Linked DNA regions of Homo sapiens: region 1 is linked to region 2. A link is a contact called in ENCODE Hi-C or POLR2A ChIA-PET data. All regions are on one chromosome and are shown on one strand. The core of a region is the stretch at or near the end of the contact, and the rest is flanking DNA. Distances in the headings are between cores, read along the strand shown. Region 1 overlaps PRKCA (protein kinase C alpha). Region 2 has its middle 29 kb from the start of PRKCA.

What was found. Hi-C counts contacts between places; a loop is a spot of excess contacts on that map. ChIA-PET counts read pairs that join two places held with the same protein, here RNA polymerase II (POLR2A).
Region 1: a map of PC-3 shows a loop between it and region 2 (5-fold over the local background). The contact joins two enhancer-like sites. A Hi-C loop is called at or near these places in 1 of 168 maps with a recorded cell type or tissue (PC-3). POLR2A ChIA-PET finds 5 or more read pairs at or near these places in 3 of 52 experiments (GM12878, IMR-90 and activated CD4-positive, alpha-beta T cell).

What each region holds. Positions count from the first base shown.
Region 1 is chr17:66,521,513-66,524,462 of GRCh38, forward strand. The region is part of intron 3 of PRKCA (protein kinase C alpha); the gene reads left to right. Among named protein-coding and RNA genes, the nearest start is that of PRKCA-AS1, 110 kb to the left of the region's middle. Within about 2 kb of position 1,604, at least 6 of the 41 ENCODE cell types and tissues checked have a DNase peak (open chromatin) inside an H3K27ac peak, as active enhancers do; they include PC-3, where a contact is called at or near this core.
Region 2 is chr17:66,271,801-66,274,739 of GRCh38, forward strand. No RefSeq gene overlaps it. Among named protein-coding and RNA genes, the nearest start is that of PRKCA, 29 kb to the right of the region's middle. Within about 2 kb of position 1,376, at least 5 of the 41 ENCODE cell types and tissues checked have a DNase peak (open chromatin) inside an H3K27ac peak, as active enhancers do; they include PC-3, where a contact is called at or near this core.

The DNA.
Region 1 (2,950 bases), core at 354-2,853, 250 kb after region 2:
TGAGAAAATAAGGTTTATCTTTTCTCTAAGAAAGACTAAACTGTGACTTTTTTTTTCCTTTCTGGCTAATTAGGACAACAAAAGTAAACATCCAATTATGCAGTGATGAATCAAGTCATCTGGCTGGAGCTGGATTCTTTAGTGTGTTAAGTTACAGTAAATATTGAAAAGAAGGACTTTATGCAGTAGGACTGTTTTCAAGAAAAAGAAGACCAGTCTCAGCCAAATTCAAATATCTTGTAGAGAATAAATGCCTCTTGGGTTTATGGATTTATGCCATATGTGTGAGAAGAGAAAATACGGTCAAGAATTGTTGTATTTCTTGACTCCTTGAAAGGCAAGAACACTGGCTTGGGAAATAGGGACACCTGGTTTCTAGTGTTAGATAAATCTTCAGAATACAGAATGCTCTTTGAAATAACAAAATACTTGAGTGAAGGAAAGAATTGAGGAATGAACTTAAATTTAGCTCTGAAAGAATTCTTTCTTCAGTCTGTGGTTCCCTTAGCTACTATTCAATCTCTCATTTCCATCTTAGCCATATTTTAGCTTCCACCCTGTATGACAGAGACAGGGGTCTTTCTCTTGGTTTGGAGCACACATCCCTCAACATGTCCAGTAGGGAGCTCCTGGGCGACGGGTCCTGCAGGTGGATGTGGACCAGGAGCCCCGTGGGAGGAACGTGCCCCTGGGGAGAGCTGGTGGATACCCCGAATGGCAGGCCACCTGGGGCAAAGCCAGTGGAACCTGACTATGGCAGGATGAGAACACCAGTGTTTTATAATGCCCACTTTTTTTTCACTTCTTGCAGTTTCTATGTTTATTTCCTGTTAGCATTTAGTAGTATCTTTATGAGTTTATCTCAGTTATGCTAGGCAGAAAGGAGCTCTTGTCAGTTGGCAGGACCGAAAGGAGAGAATAGGCAGGGGGAAGAGGGGACAGTAATCGAAGTAGGAGCACCTTGAGCGAAGTGAAATGTGGGATGGAAATGGAAGCTCCTGTTTGTGATCTCCCAGAGAGGCTCAGTCCAGCGCCAGGTGCCGTGTGCTTGTGGAATAAAGAGACCGAATTCCTTCTGTACTGGGGGTTCATGCTGAACCCCACCTTTGTTGAAGGGGAGGAACCAGCTGCCCAAGGCAAACTAGAAGCATGCTTGCAGGAGGGAAGGTTAAGACACACAGTTTATGTGCATAGCAGTGAAAACCATAGTGTCTGTTCTGAAGTTTGGGAAAATAGTGTGAGACTGTCTAGCTGGGTCTGTCATTGGCTGATGTGTAGTATGTGTGGGTCGCTCACTAAAAAAAAAAAAAAGAAGAAGCCAGGCCCCAAAGGAAGAGGGCATTATTCATAATGAAACCTACTATGAATCCAGTGGGGTCTTGATTTCTGCTTCTTCCTGGGCTGTGCCACCAGGACTTCCTTGATAGACCTTTGGTGTCATCATGAATTCTGTTACTGATCCCGGAATAAAGATTTGGTGCCCTCCGGTTTCCAACAGTATCCAGAGATGGCCAGGGAGGATTTGGATGGGAAGGATTAAAGTTTGTATACAGGAGAGAAGACAGTACTCTCTGAAGTGTGTGTGGCCTGAGTCACCTGGTAGAGGTGGGCTTGGGTCAGGTTCTGGTCACACTGTCATTCTGGCTGCAGAAGAAGAAGCAAGATGAGTCAATCAGTGTAGGATTTCAGAGTGTGGGGCACTGACTTCCCAAATTTGGCTGCACATCTGAATCACCTGGGATACTTTCCAAAATGCATTCCCCCAGTTCCTCCCCGAAATTCAGGCAGGTCATTCTTAGGAAAAACTGGGAGTTAAAAAGCACAAACTTTGGAGTCAAATAGCACTTGGGTTGAATCTCAGCATCAACATCTTTTATTGGTTGTATGACCTTGAGCAGGGCATTTAACCTCTCCAGACCACAGTTTGTCTGTGGGCAGAAGACAAACAATCCTACTTATTTATAGAGTTTTGGGATGAATTAGATGAAATAATGCATTTAAAATGCCTAGCTCTTTGCCCAGCATATAGTAATCATTCAGTAAATATTAGCTTATGTTTAACCAAAATGTGTATGTCAGATCCCTGCTTAGTACTGTGGGAACATGCAAAAGAATTAGAAAAATCATGCTCCCTTCCCTGAATATGGCTGAGAAAAAGCGAATGCACCTGACTATTTGGTGAGTTCCGGCAGGAGGAGGGGACATTGTAATGAAGCTCAGATTGCCGGAAGATGCTGGAAGGATGCACTTTGGACCTAAGGCAGGTCCAGGGTGGTGCCTGGTGGACATGAAGAAGGCAGCAACTTTCAGAGCGAGCGTCAGAGGGGCTTGTAATGAACAGAATTGCCTTCTGATGATGTCAACATATCTAATACAAGACTCTGACTAATTACTATTTATAGTTGCTTATATTCAAAAGCTTGTTTATGCTGCAAGTAAGGCTGAAAACTGTCAGCAGGGTGTAGTGGAAAGAGCTCAGAGCTGAGTCTGAACTCCTCAATTTTTATCCCATCTGTGCTGCTGACTAGCTGGGTGACATCAGACAAGCCTCGCAACTCCCAGGCCTCAGCCTCTGCAACATATACAGGGTGTGTGTGAGTGGGAGGAGATGGGGGATTAGACAACTGCTAGGGTCTTCTGGCTCCAACATTCAACAAAAACATTTACTGCACTTCTTTCCCAAAACTTACTGTGTGCCCTGATTTTCAATTCCTGATACTCTGTAAGGGGCATTGTTCAGTGGAAGACTGTGTGTTTTGCTAATTTGTTGCTTGCGATTCAGATTCCTTTAAAGTTAGCAAAGAGCATTTTTGTTACATTGGAACAATATAGGAAGTATCCTTCATTATGCTTTCATTTGTTTTTGAGTCACAAGAAACTGTTACTGTTGTTTTGGGAGACTGATGTGGGAATGTCTTAGCACATCATTTCTCTACTCTAATTTTAAATA
Region 2 (2,939 bases), core at 126-2,625:
AAATATTCATATACAAGTTTTTGTGTGGACATATGTTTTCATTTCTCTTGGGTACATGACCAGGAGTGAAATTGCTCTAGGCTTCCGTTAAGAGTAACTGTGAGATTCATTCTATATTGTTCATCAGATGGTCCCCAACAGGATGGATGGAGCTCCAGTGTCCACACTGAGAAGCTCAGCAAGACAGCCTTCATTGTTGCCACCTCCTTTTACATCTCACTTTCCTCACTCCTACAGCCTTGCTCCCTAGGATGACTCCCAAAATAAACTCCCGACACCCATGCCCTTGCCTGTTGTTCTGCTTTCAGGCAATCCAAATGAAGATATGAAAGTTCGGCCAGGCACGGTGGCTCATGCCTGTAAACCCAGCACTTTGGGAGGCCAAGGGAGGCAGATCACTTGAAGTCAGGAGTTCGAGACCAGCCTGGCCAACATGGTGAAACCCCGTCTCTAATAAAAATACAAAAAAATTAACCAGGCATGGTGGTAGGCACCTATAATCCCAGCTACTCAGGAGGCTGAGGCAGGAGAATTGCTTGCACCCAGGAGGCGGAGGTTGCAGTGAGCCGAGTTTGTGCCACTGTACTCCAGCCTGGATGACGGAGTGAGAACCTGCCTCAAAAAAAAAAAAAAAAAAAAAAAAAACAAAAAGATATGAAAGTGCATAAGAGTTCAGGCCTGTTCGTGTTCCTGTTCTTCACGTGTCAGAGGCAAGAAGCATGAGGCCTCTTCACCTTCCATAAAGGGAGATGGCGCCCACTGCACAAGGTGTCTGATGTAAACTAAGAAAAACCAAATAACAACAGCAACCAAAAAAAGGTGAAAGTCACAAGGTGATCCCAACGGGTGGAGGAAGAGGACTAGCATGTTAGATGCATATGATGCTAACAGGGGCCCTGTATGCATTATTCTGTTTAATTCCCACAACAGCCCGGAGAGGTTGATAATTTGCCTGGGGTTATCCCAGAAGTGAAGGAGCCCAGATCAGCAGCCAGGTTCCTCCGATTCCAGTGGCTGTCCTCTGTCACCTCTCCCCACCCTCTGGTCAGTGCTCTTCACAGCAAACTGGTAATTTCCTAACTGCCTTTAAGTGAAAGTATCTTTTTGGCTCCACATTCTACTGCAAAGGAAGCCAGATGCTATTTTTCAGTCCTGTGAACTTTCCATTTCTGGCAGGTGGCTGGCTCTCCTTTTCCCTGGATAGAATGTAATTTCCATTTGCTTTCCAGCAATCTTATTGATTGAACATGCTTCCAAATTTTTTCATCTTTGACACGTTTCTTACAATGTAATTTTACAGGGCAGGAATCATCCTTGTTGAAGAGGAGAGTCCAAGACGGGGCGGCATTCTTGTGTAATGAGTTGCTTTAGCTTTTTCTTTTTTTCTTTTTCTTTTTTTTTTTTTTTTGGCTAAAACTAAGAATGTGTCAGTGGCAAACACTAAAAATCCACCCCCATTTACTTCTTGTGGCTGTTCCTGAGGGATGTCAGTGATAAAGTCACCCAACTTACAAACTTTACAGTGAGTCACTCATCCCATTAAAGGCCCTTGAGATGTACGATAACAGCAAAAAAAAACCCCACCTTTCCAGAAGGATATCATAACAATTAGAAAATCAGTCATGATGGCAGTGAACCTCAATGTTCTGATCCACAAAATAAGGCTTTGGTGAAGAATAAATGAAATTACATTTGTGAAAATTTTGCAGTGTGAGCTTTTATTACTCGTATCTTTACAAAGAACATAATAGATACTGCTACATTTTTGCAAAGCAAGCTGACATCTGGAGTATGAAACAATCATTAATAATTATCTGTGCTGGTCAGGCATGGTGGATCAAGGTTGTAATCCCAGCACCTTGGGAGGCCAAGGCAGGGGGATTGCTTGAGGCCAGGAGTTTGAGACCAGCCTGGCCAACATAGTGAGACTCCATTTATATAAAAAAATTAAAAATCAGCCAGGTGTTGTGCCACACACCTAAATTCCTAGCTACACTGGAGGTTAAGACAGGAGGGTTGCTTGAGCCCAGTAATTCAAGGCTATAGTGAGCTATGATTATGCCACTGCACTCTAGCCTGGGAGACAGAGATAGAGCCTGTCTCTCAAAACAAAACGAAAACAAAACAACAACAACAAAAAGCTGGGCACAGTGGCTCATGCCTGCAACCCCAGCACCTTGAGAGGCCAAGGCAGAAGGACTGCTTGAGTCCAGGAGTTCTAGACCAGCTGGACAATGTACCAAGACCCCCATCTCTTTAAAAAGTGTAGCTGGGCCTGGGTGGTACATAACTGTAGTCCCAGCTACTCAAGAGGCTGAGGTGGCAGGATCCCTTGTGCCCAGAAGTTGGAGGATGCAGTGAGCTGTGATAGCTACACACTCCAGCCTAGGTGACAGTGACAGAGCAAGATCCTGTGTCTAAACAAGAAAAAGAAACGGTATCTGTGCAAAAAAAAAAAAAGTATTCAAAAGTCTAAACCTTGTGTTAGAGACAGCCATTGCACAAACAAGAAGAAAGGGAATTCATTAGACCATGCATAAGTATCAGAAAGAGCCTGAATGTTTTTTTAAATCATTATTATTTACAATTTTTTTTTTTTTTTTTGAGACGGAGTCTTGCTCTGTCACCCAGGCTGGAGTGCAGTGACGCGATCTCGGCTCATTGCAAGCTCTGCCTCCCGGGTTCACGCCATTCTCCTGCCTCAGCCTCCCAAGCAGCTGGGACTACAGGTGCCCGTCACCGCGCCTGGCTAATTTTTTGTATTTTTAGTAGAGACGGGGTTTCACTGCATTAGCCAGGATGGTCTTGATCTCCTGACCTCGTGATCTGCCCGTCTCGGCCTCCCAAAGTGCTGGGATTACAGGCGTGAGCAACTGCGCCTGGCCTATTTACAAAAATTTTTTAGAGACAGAGTCTTGCTCCATCATCCGGCTGCAGCC